2 separate regions of the Homo sapiens genome follow, and region 2 is linked to region 1. A link is a contact called in ENCODE Hi-C or POLR2A ChIA-PET data. All regions are on one chromosome and are shown on one strand. The core of a region is the stretch at or near the end of the contact, and the rest is flanking DNA. Distances in the headings are between cores, read along the strand shown. Region 1 holds the start of RAB3C (RAB3C, member RAS oncogene family). Region 2 overlaps RAB3C (RAB3C, member RAS oncogene family).

Region 1 (5,315 bases), core at 929-3,428:
CTACTGTGATACGTATTGGTATTGGATTTTCTTTTAACTTTCCATTTTGTTATTAGCTAATTTACACGAAACTTCTCTAAGCATCACACTACTCTCAACTATGAGGTTTATGTTTTTAAATATATGCCTTTTCTATTTTTTTTTTTTTTCAGATGGGGGTGTCTCACTATGTTGCCTAGGCTGGCCTCGAATTTCTAGGTTCAAATGATCCTCCCAACTCAGCCTTTAGGGTAACTATAACTGCAGGCACGCTCCACCACACCTGGCTTAAATGTATTTTCTGAATAGTTATAAAAACTACTTACCTAGGTGATATCGCATTACATTCTCACTAATTGCAAGATTAGAAGACAGATTATAGAGTTGTTAAATAATACAATCAACTAAAATTAATGGAAATATTGAATATGGTAGGTTCCCAATATTAGACTGTTGCATTATTGAGTCCATACCGTGACATTTTTGAGGTTTGCACCTTTGAAAAAGTGTTACACATAGATTCTTTTAAGACAATGTTTCTCAAATTATGGCAAGGGAACCACTTGCATCAGAATTGCTGGAGTGTTTATTTAAAATGCTAATTTCCAGACCTCTCAAAAGATCTAGTGAATCAATCTCTACCTGTGGCTTAAAAATTTTAACTTTAACCTCCGTCTCAACAGATTTTCAAGTACGTTTAAGTTTCAGAACCTCTGTTCTACTGCTGCAATGAAGTTTAAAGCTGATTCAAGTTATTCCTTCCATACCTCCATGCCAATATCACAATCATTCCTTTTTCACTCTGCCTCCGTTATAATTTTGACTTCATGACAAGGCAGGGCTGATTTGCTGGATGATCAACGTTTACTTTTAAGTAGAGAGGGCTGTCTCTAGATAGTTACAGAGGACATGGATAGTCATACCTATCAGTCAACTGACAGGAAAAGGATAAGTCTAACAAAAGTACAGTTCCTAGATTTCAAAACCATTTTTTTGAACTAATCTGGGAGGAGTATAGTTGTAATATAAGGAATGACTTTGTGTTAAAGAAAGGACAGGATAACTTAATAGAGGTCTCCCATCTCATTCTGTCACGGTGCTTTTGGGTTCCGGTGATGAATGTGTTCATTTTATGTGGCTTGCTCTGGGTAAATAACCCAGTGCCCTATCAGCTCTGCAGCCCGCGGCCAGCGGCAGTGTGTGCGCGCTAATGACGGCGGAAGGTGCCTGGGGGAGGGCCTGGGGAGGGGCTGGCCAGCGCTATCGCGCCCCTGGCACTTCCTAAGAGACTGAGCCCTTTCTCTGCAGCTGCAGCTTGGATTCCACGCTTTCCCTCCAGAGGAAAGAAGCCCTCCATCTAAATCAGCTGTCTTCTCCACATCCCTCCTTTTTCTCTCCGCCAGACGCCACCCCTACCCCTTCTATTGTGTTGTGCCTTTTCATTTTAGCCCCGCTTCCTACGTAGAGCCCTAACCTCCTTTGTAGCGAGGGCACTTGAGAATTTCTGAACCTCGAGTTGTAATGGAGCTGTATGGAAAGGTAAGCAGGCGAAAGGAGTTCCTTGGGGTGCTTAGCCAGAAATCTCGCTTTCACGCACTTCGGTGTGCGGGTTGTGTGTGTGACTATGTACGCGCGCGCGACTTCTCAGTGCAATTATGCGGATAAACCACTTTCCTTATGTGTGTACCGTTAATCGTCTTTCTCCCCTACGTTTGGTGAATGAGATTGTAAAACTGCCCCACTCTGCCTAAGGAAACGTAGAAACTTTCCCGATTCGGATGGGGAGGGGTAGGGCGGAGAGTCCCAGAGACCAGCTCTGGCTTCGTTTGCATTGGAAATTAGCACAAGGTAGTGTTGTTTCCTAATCAGAAAATCACCATCTACTTCCGAAGGCGATAGTTAGCAAAGAAAAATCTCCAGCTGAGATAAGCTGGGGTCACATTCGCCTGCCCCTGGCGAGGAAAAGAGCAGGGGAGACTGGGAGAGGTAACCCAGGAGCGTTTGGAAAGGAGTAGGGAGGCTCCGCGGCCGAGCCCGACTGGCGGATCGAGCCTGTTTAATGGTTTGCTTGCTTGCCGGGAGTTGTAGTTCACCGCTCGCCCGTTTGCCGGGAACACCCGGAGGGCGAGACTACAGCTCCCAGGAGTGCACGGGGCTCCTCGGCAGTACGCGTGTGCGGCGCCAGGAGAGGACAGCTCCAGTGCTGATGTTGGAGCCGGTTAGCGAACCCCAAGAGTGCAGAGTGTGGAGCGTGGAGCGCCGGGACTGTGCACGCTTGACCGGAAGCCCAGACCAGTGCGGTCCTAGCCAGAGAGAAAGGACATTTGCCAACAATGAGACACGAAGCGCCCATGCAGGTGGGTCCATAAAGAAAGAGTGGCCTCGGGAGGAATTGAAAGAGATGCTTTTCCCCTTGCTCCGCGCACAAGCAGTTCAACGTAAGGAAAGGTCTAGGCGGTCACCCGCGGAGATGCGGCTCTGTGACATGACCCTGGGAACAGAGTTGGGTTTCTTTACGCTCTGTGTGGCTGTGATTGGGGCTGTCTTGATGAGGGATCGGGCTATTCGCAATCTTTCTAGGCTCTGTAAAGAGGATAAGAGTGTCTGTCTAAAATGAAAACCCAAGCAAACAAAAGTCAGAGGAGCATGCAATCTCGTGTTGGCATTGATCTCCTCTCTTGGCATCCGGGGTTTGAGATCGCGGTGAAAACTCACGGATTTAAGGCAGATAGATCAGATTCGGGGTTGAAGGCTCCCCACTGGAGTCGGCATAGAGCGAATTCCGCTTGGTTAAAGGCGCATTAAATAAAGAGAAGCCAATGTTAGGCTCCTCAAAGTCCCCTTTCTTCAGTTAGGCTCCCAGTATCAGCAAAAAATAGCAAACACATCGGGGCTTGGCATATCCCTGAGCTATGCCAGCATCACTGTCCACACAACTGGTTTACTCTGTTTTGGAGACAGCCCCCTCTGAGCTTTCCTGTGTTATGTGCCCATTTGTTCTCCGATTCCCCATTTCAATCACATTCTTAGGTTTGTTTCCTTTGAGAAATGCAAAGGACTCTGGTGCAGAAGTACCACTGCCTAAGCATCTTGCTTAAGTTTTGTTTTTAAGTAAAGATGAGTGATAATTCTCGTCTCTATGTACTACCAGTTAACGTTAAACATCAGCTTGTGTTTATTAATCAAGCAGTGATCCTACTGTGTAACAGAAAGGCATTTTATGAGTGGGGTTGAGAGAAGAATAGAAAACATCATTTGGAATGTGCTGTCTCTCCTGAGAACCCACCTCTGCTGCCAAACCCAAGAGTATAAATATTTGACATTAATTCGGACTTCAGCGTTTTCCAACTGGTTTCTTCATGAATCAAGGACTTTAAACATATGCTTTGATTTACTTTTAATTTATTTTATGGGTTATGTATATTAAGAACCCCTTACTGGACTGTTAGATGAAAAATCTATAGAATTTAATTGTTTGTTGGGTGATTATATAAGGGAAGTCCTCAAATTACCTATGAGTTATTGAAAATTTGATTTGTTCCAGGGAACAGTGGCCCCTTTGTGTGTCTTCTAATACCTCTATTTGTGACTTAGCTTTTCATTATAGACCTGATGTGAAAAGAATCTGAACAGACAATAAAGGTACAGGCTGTTGCAATCAAGATATATTGGTTTATGATAATTTTCTATTACTGGAGATACTACCAGGAGCCAACTGGCTAAATTAATCATATTTAATTATAAGTAAACACTAATTGTAGACTTTAAAAGTAGATCATTATACTTCACTATGTATATGTATATTAAAACATGTACATCTTAAATTTACACAATAAAAAAGATTTCCAAGAATTTTTGAAAAATAAAGTAGATTGTTAATATTTAAAGTAAACTATGTATGCACTGATATTTTTTCAATCAAAATAAATTACGAAAAATTTAACCACACTGTATATCAATTTTGCTTTCTTACAGAGTTGCTTAGAATGTTCAGAAAGGTCATTAAAATATTACAGAACTGTATTAATGTTTCAGGAAACAGTTAAAATTATTTTTTGTGTTCACCAACTATGTAGTAGGCACTGTGATTTTCTATTTTAGTCAAAACTTTAATGAAGAACTAAAATAAAAATAAGGTAAAATGAAATTAATTTGCTTGTGGATGGAGTTATTGTCATATTTATAATGTATTTTTAGTCGTTGGACTAAGTTTTTGAAATTTAAAATTTCCAAATGCTGTCATGAGTAATGTACATTTTAGGAAATCAAAGACTTTTTTAGCATATTTAATTAAAGCACATACATTAATTCAATTTAACTAATAAATTGTTGTTATGGTGACCCCATCTCCATTATTATCAATTTTCAAAAATATGTAATAATAGATAGGATAAAAACTATAAGCTTACTCTGAATATTTTAAAGTAACAAGTAATGTTTCAGCACCGATATTTCTGAATTGTAATCACATTTCACGTGACTTTGATATATGACAATGCAACAAGATAAATAATTGACTTTTTTTTTCATTTAAAGACTGAACCACATCATCATTTTAAATATATGCCCCAAATATTTTTTTACTTAGGTCTGTAGAAGATGACTCACAAGCAAAACCTCATTTTATGGTTCCATAAAATAAGAGATTTCTTCTCTGCTTTTAAAAAATATTTAGTTCATTTGTTGATGTGAAAGAAAATGAGCTTTTTAATGTATTTGCTTATTTCCCAATTTACTTCTTGTATTTTCTTAAATCAAAGAATCCTTTTAAAAATCATGTAAGGTCTTTTAAAAAGCATTTGATGTATCTATATAAATAAGTTGATGTTCTGTTCGAGGTAGTTATCTTTGATATGTGCCTATTTTATGAAGAGTATTTCTTTCTGAATTGAGGGAAAATGAGGGATAATTGTTTTTTATAGTAACTACCAAAATAATATACAGTGATAATCTCTGACATCTTTATTTCCTTTCTAATCTAAATAACCAGGAATAGCATTTGGTAAGTGTCCCAAGTGATAGGCTTAGAATTCTAATGCAGGAGATGGTCATTTGTATCTTCTCATTCAGTGTATACATGAATCCTGAAGGCCAAATGAGATGAGAAATAACAGTTCTCATGACTTGAGGACAAGACTCTGGTTAACAAATTGTCATTTGATTCAGGAGCCACATTGAACAAATTCTAGTTTATCTAGTGCTTTACCTGTGCTGAGCCCTGTGACTTAGATTTCATTGTATTTGTGTGTATGTATAAAACAATTTTTATATGTATATATACTATATAACAATCATACATATCTATGGATATATTTTACAAGAGTATTTACAAATAT
Region 2 (5,148 bases), core at 2,151-4,650, 180 kb after region 1:
CACCCCCCAACAGGCACTGGTGTGTTGTTCCCCTCCCTGTGTCCATGTGTTCTCATTGTTCAACTCCCACTTATGAGTGAGAACATCATATTTTGGGTACCATTATAAACTGTAAGTCACGCCTGATAATCTCATGTCTGAATACCCAAATATGTGATGTTTGGTTTTCTGTTCCTGTGTTAGCTTGCTGAGGATGATGGCTTCCAGCTTCTCCATGTTCCTGCAAAGGACATGATCTCATTCCTTTTTATGGCTGCACAGTATTCCATGGTGTATATTTGCAACATTTTCTTTATCCAGTTTATCATTGATGGGCATTTGGGTTGGCTCCATGTCTTTGCTATTGTAAATAGTCCTGCAATAAACATATGTGTGCATGTGTCTTTATAGTAGAGTGATTTGTAATCCTTTGGGTATATACCCAGTAATGGGATTGCTGGGTCAGATGGTATTTCTGATTCTAGATCCTTGAGGAATCACCACACTGTCTTCAGCAATGGTTGAACTAATTTACACTCCCACCAACAGTGTAAAAGTGTTCCTGTTTCTCCACCACCTCACCAGCATCTATTGTTTCTTGACTTTTTAATAATCGCCATTCTGACTGGCATGAAATGGTATCTCATTGTGGTTTTGATTTGCATTTCTCCAACTTCAATATATTTAACATTGATAGAATACTTTTTTCTTATCTACCTTTCATACATCAGTATTGTCATTTGATCCAGTAATGTTCTTTATAGCATTTTCCTCTGTGGTACAGGATCCAGTCTGTCATCAGGTATAGCATTTAAGTGCCATGTCTCTTTACCCACTTTCAATAGGGAATACTTCTACAACCTTTCTTTTTATTTTCTGACATTGACTTTTTTTTCTGACATTGACATTTTGGAAGAATGGATTACTGCCACACCCGCCCCCAACTTTTTTTTAATGAAACATTTCCCGTTTGGGGTTTTTTAGATAGCCTTTCGTGATCACTTTCAAGTTATGCATTCTTCTTTGGAATGTTGCATAGGAGATGTTGTGTCCTTCTCAGGCTATCACATCTGAAAGCACATCACGTCCATCTGTCCTTCATTGGTGATGTTAACTTTAATCAGCCATACAAGTGTTTTCTGATTTCCCTACTAGGTAATTATTGTATAATTTTTTTCCCCTGCAACTAATAAATAGTCTGAAAGAGACAGTTTAAAACATGCTAGTATCTAGTTTCTCATCAAGATTTCCCTCTAGATTTAGCATCCATTGATGAATCTTGCCTGATCTGATCTTTAATAAAACAGTTGCAATATTATGATGTTCCAGTGTCAGCACTCTCTTCACATCTGCCATCAGCTCTCAGAATTCTACTTCAAGCAAAAGCTCCCCTACTTATTTGTTTTTGTTGTTGTTGTTGTTTTGTTTTGTTTTGTTTTGTTTTTGAGACGGAGTCTCGCTCTGTCGCCCAGGCTGGAGTGCAGTGGTGCGATCTCAGCTCACTGCAAGCTCCACCTCCCGGGTTCACGCCATTCTCCTGCCTCAGCCTCCCAAGTAGCTGGGACTACAGGTGCCCACCACCACGCCCGGCTAATTTTTTGTATTTTTTTTAGTAGAGATGGGGTTTCACTGTGTTAGTCAGGATGGTCTTGATCTCCTGACCTTGTGATCCGCCTGCCTCAGCCTCCCGAAGTGCTGGGATTACAGACGTGAGCCACGGTGCCCGGCCTTTATTTGTTTATTATTGATATAGACCTATAAATTTTTTCCAATAGTTTATAATTGGAAATAAAATTTTAATTAAATGGTTTATTTACTCATTTATTTAGTGAATATTTATTGAATACTTACAATATGCCACATACTCTATTCTGGTGATACAACTGTGGGCAAAACAGATGTAACCTGTTTTTCCTCATATATATAGACATATTGTTTATGTGTTATGTACAGAGATTTGAGGACTAGAGTCTAAAAGAATATTTTTTAATACGCATGTTAAACCCTTAATTCATTTCTTCAATAGATCTGTCAAACACTGGTGTGTTGAGAACCGTTCTGGAAACTGAGAGCACAAACAGGGTCCCTATCCTTAGGGAATTTGCAATCAAATGGGGAAGATAATAAAGAAATAAATACACTATCAGAAGAATTGCAGGTTTTGAAAGGTGTTTTAAAAGGAAAAAAGTAAACATAAACACCAGAGCTAAGATAAAGGATGACGACCAAAGTAACATAGAGGCCAGTGATTACTAAAGTAAAATGAAATCTGGAAGGATCACTTCATCGTGATCTCTCATGAATGTTTGAGTGGTGCTTCACTGGGTAAATGTTCCTTGGACTTTTTTTTTTTTGGATACTTTTCCATGGTCCTTGACCAGTTGGTTTCCAGCAGCCTCATAACTAGGCACATGTCTGCTGTTGCCACCTGCATGGATCCAGCCTTTAGATTTGACATTTCCAAACCAGTGACCACCTATCAGTAACTTCTGCACCAGGATACAAATGATAACATAGCCAAATCAAACCGCTTTATACTAAATATTACCTCCCTCCAACATTCAACAAATATTTCATAAAAATGCACTGTGTCCCAGGACACTGGAATACCTGTCATTGGAATGTACATTTCAGTGAAGGATACAAACAAGTAATTAGGCAAGATACTGTAGTCAGTGTAATCACAGTGGTTAGTACAGGGTCCTGAGGGAGATTATAGAAGGAGTTTCTAACCCAGATGTGGTGGGGTTGGGGCAAGTGGACAGAAAGCCTTTCTGGAGTTGCAGCTGATACTTAAAGAGAAATGTAAGTTAGCCAGAGACCCCAAGCTGTTCCCTGCATCCAGGTGCATGCAATAGGTGCAACGTCACAAGGAAGTTAGGCACATATACCTGGATCCCCTAGTTCACCACTGTCTGCCTCCCCAGTGTCTGGCACATAATTTACACTCAGTGAATATTTTGGAACAAGTGAGTAGGTACATGCCAAAGAGACATTTTGTCCTCGGAAGAGAAGATAACCATGATAAAATTTAATATCAAATTCTTTATAACATGTAATGTATGAGATTATTTCTGTCCTATCAAGTTTGCATTCATACTGTAGCTTTAATTACATATTAGAAAGGAGGATGGAGTGGTTTTCGAATCTGCTAGTATTAAAACATTTTTGCTGATGCCTTTAACTAGATGAGTTGTAAAGCACATTATTTATACCTGGAAGAACTGGCTTCTCTTACCCATTTAATTTTTCCAATTAACTGAAAGCCAGGTTGACTTGGCTTTGGTTCACTCTGTGGTCAAAATTTAGCATCATGGGTATTGATTAATTAGTGATGAGTCATTTGGCCTATAAGAGCATAAACTACCTGATGGCAAATTTACAGGACGAAAATTAGGCCACAGAGTAAGTGTTGTTCTTCGTTACTAAAAATGAAACTAAAAATGTCACTGCCGAAGTGGAACTAACAGGAGCAACAGAGAGAATCAAGCCAAGTGTTCTTTCCTTCCTCTCCTGTCTCCCTGACCTAGATAAGAAACCTTACCCAATCCTAACTCCTAGTTCCGTCCACCCTTATTTGAGACCCTCCCACTAAGGGACCATTGCCATTCACTAGATCATGATGGGTATGACCCAGTGAATGGCAACATAATGCATAGGATAAATGTGCAATGGATTTTTTTTTTGTCCATCAGATTTGGGTGTTTGTTTGTATGAAAAATTTAGCCTCTTACTTGTTGTCTACCATGACCATATAGAAAAGTCATGAAAGTTTTGGAATATGAGCTCCCGGATGGAATGTGAGAATATGAGTTCTGAAGTTAGATGCCTGCATTCATTTCCCAACACCACTACTTAATGATTTGGATGCATCAGATTCTTCACTGTAAAATGGGAAGTTTAAAAGTGCCTACACCATAGGATTGTTGTGAGAATTAAGCAAGCCCATCTATGTAAAGGACTTAGCATGGCGGCTCACTGTAAGCCTCATTTAGGCATCATGATGCTCAAAAAAGGGATCACCAAAACACTTAACTGAATATCACCCCAAAATCAAGTGCCAATTCATGTAAGCAGTTGGTATTAAACAACTAGTCTGTTCTTTCTTCTTGTCTGATGTTTAGGACCTAGAATATCTTATATGATCAGCTAATGTACTCTGATAAAAATGAAAAATACTGATTATTGAGAAAGTGTTTTTGAGAGCCCATGATGGTCAGATCTCTGTGCTAAATGCTATGGTGCACTTGAAAACAACTTCATTTCTGCCTCCAAGGAACTTACAGTCTAGTTAATGGAGACATGTCAGGAACACGTGTGTCTAAAAACATCAGTCATCAGTACAGGAGGTCAAATGATTAGCACTGTAGGCAGTGGAGTCTATTTGCTGATGGCAAGACTTCCAGTTAAATAGATAACGAGCATCACTTAAACATTTTAATTTCCCAAAGGAAGACAATATTTGTGCATTTTAAATGCAGTTTATAGAACATGAGTTATATATGATCACATTCCTTCTCTCTCTCTCTCTCTCCCTCTCTCTCTCTCTCACACACACACACACACACACACACAGCACAAACCATTTAGAAGACCATATACCACATTGTTTACTGTGGATATCTCTGACAAAAGCATTGGAACTGCAAATGGAAGGCTACTTTTCACATTTTATTCTTCAGTCTTTTGTATTGATTGAATTTTTTTACAATTAAATCAGAAAAAACAATGGAATTATTTATTTTAGTAAAATATATTGAAGATAATTCCCTGAGAAAGCTAAATTCATCTTCTATTAATGACTTTTTACCTGATAGTTATATAATGTGTTCTTTCTTTACAAATAAAAATTATACAATTAATAAAAGTAAGCATTTGCTATCCCACAAATATTTTTTAAATTTAATTTGGGGGTAACAAACATTTTAAATACATTATGTTACTGGTTCTGAAAAATCTAGGTCAACTTCTAGGATCTTGTTTGATGTAAGAATTTGAACTGTTTCCAAGGTAACCAATCATATCTCTAGAAAGCTTAGCTAAGCTTGTATCTCTTCATTTTGAATGCTCAGCTCTTTTTATGTCCTCCTGGAAACCCTGAACTTTGACATACACACACATACCCACACACATGTACACACTCACTCCAGACTTTGCTTGCCTTCCATC

Evidence for each region. Hi-C counts contacts between places; a loop is a spot of excess contacts on that map. ChIA-PET counts read pairs that join two places held with the same protein, here RNA polymerase II (POLR2A). Pooled maps may share reads with other maps.
Region 2: a pooled map shows a loop between it and region 1 (3-fold over the local background). The contact joins the enhancer-like site here to the promoter of RAB3C in region 1. A Hi-C loop is called at or near these places in 3 of 50 pooled maps. POLR2A ChIA-PET finds 5 or more read pairs at or near these places in 4 of 52 experiments (HEK293T, SK-N-SH, activated T-cell and 1 more).

What each region holds. Positions count from the first base shown.
Region 1 is chr5:58,580,897-58,586,211 of GRCh38, forward strand. It overlaps RAB3C (RAB3C, member RAS oncogene family), which reads left to right and starts at 2,179. Exons shown (of 5, transcript NM_138453.4): 1 at 2,179-2,336. The coding sequence starts at 2,313. RefSeq lists a silencer at 1,986-2,185.
Region 2 is chr5:58,756,536-58,761,683 of GRCh38, forward strand. The region is part of intron 3 of RAB3C (RAB3C, member RAS oncogene family); the gene reads left to right. Among named protein-coding and RNA genes, the nearest start is that of RAB3C, 180 kb to the left of the region's middle. Within about 2 kb of position 3,401, at least 6 of the 41 ENCODE cell types and tissues checked have a DNase peak (open chromatin) inside an H3K27ac peak, as active enhancers do.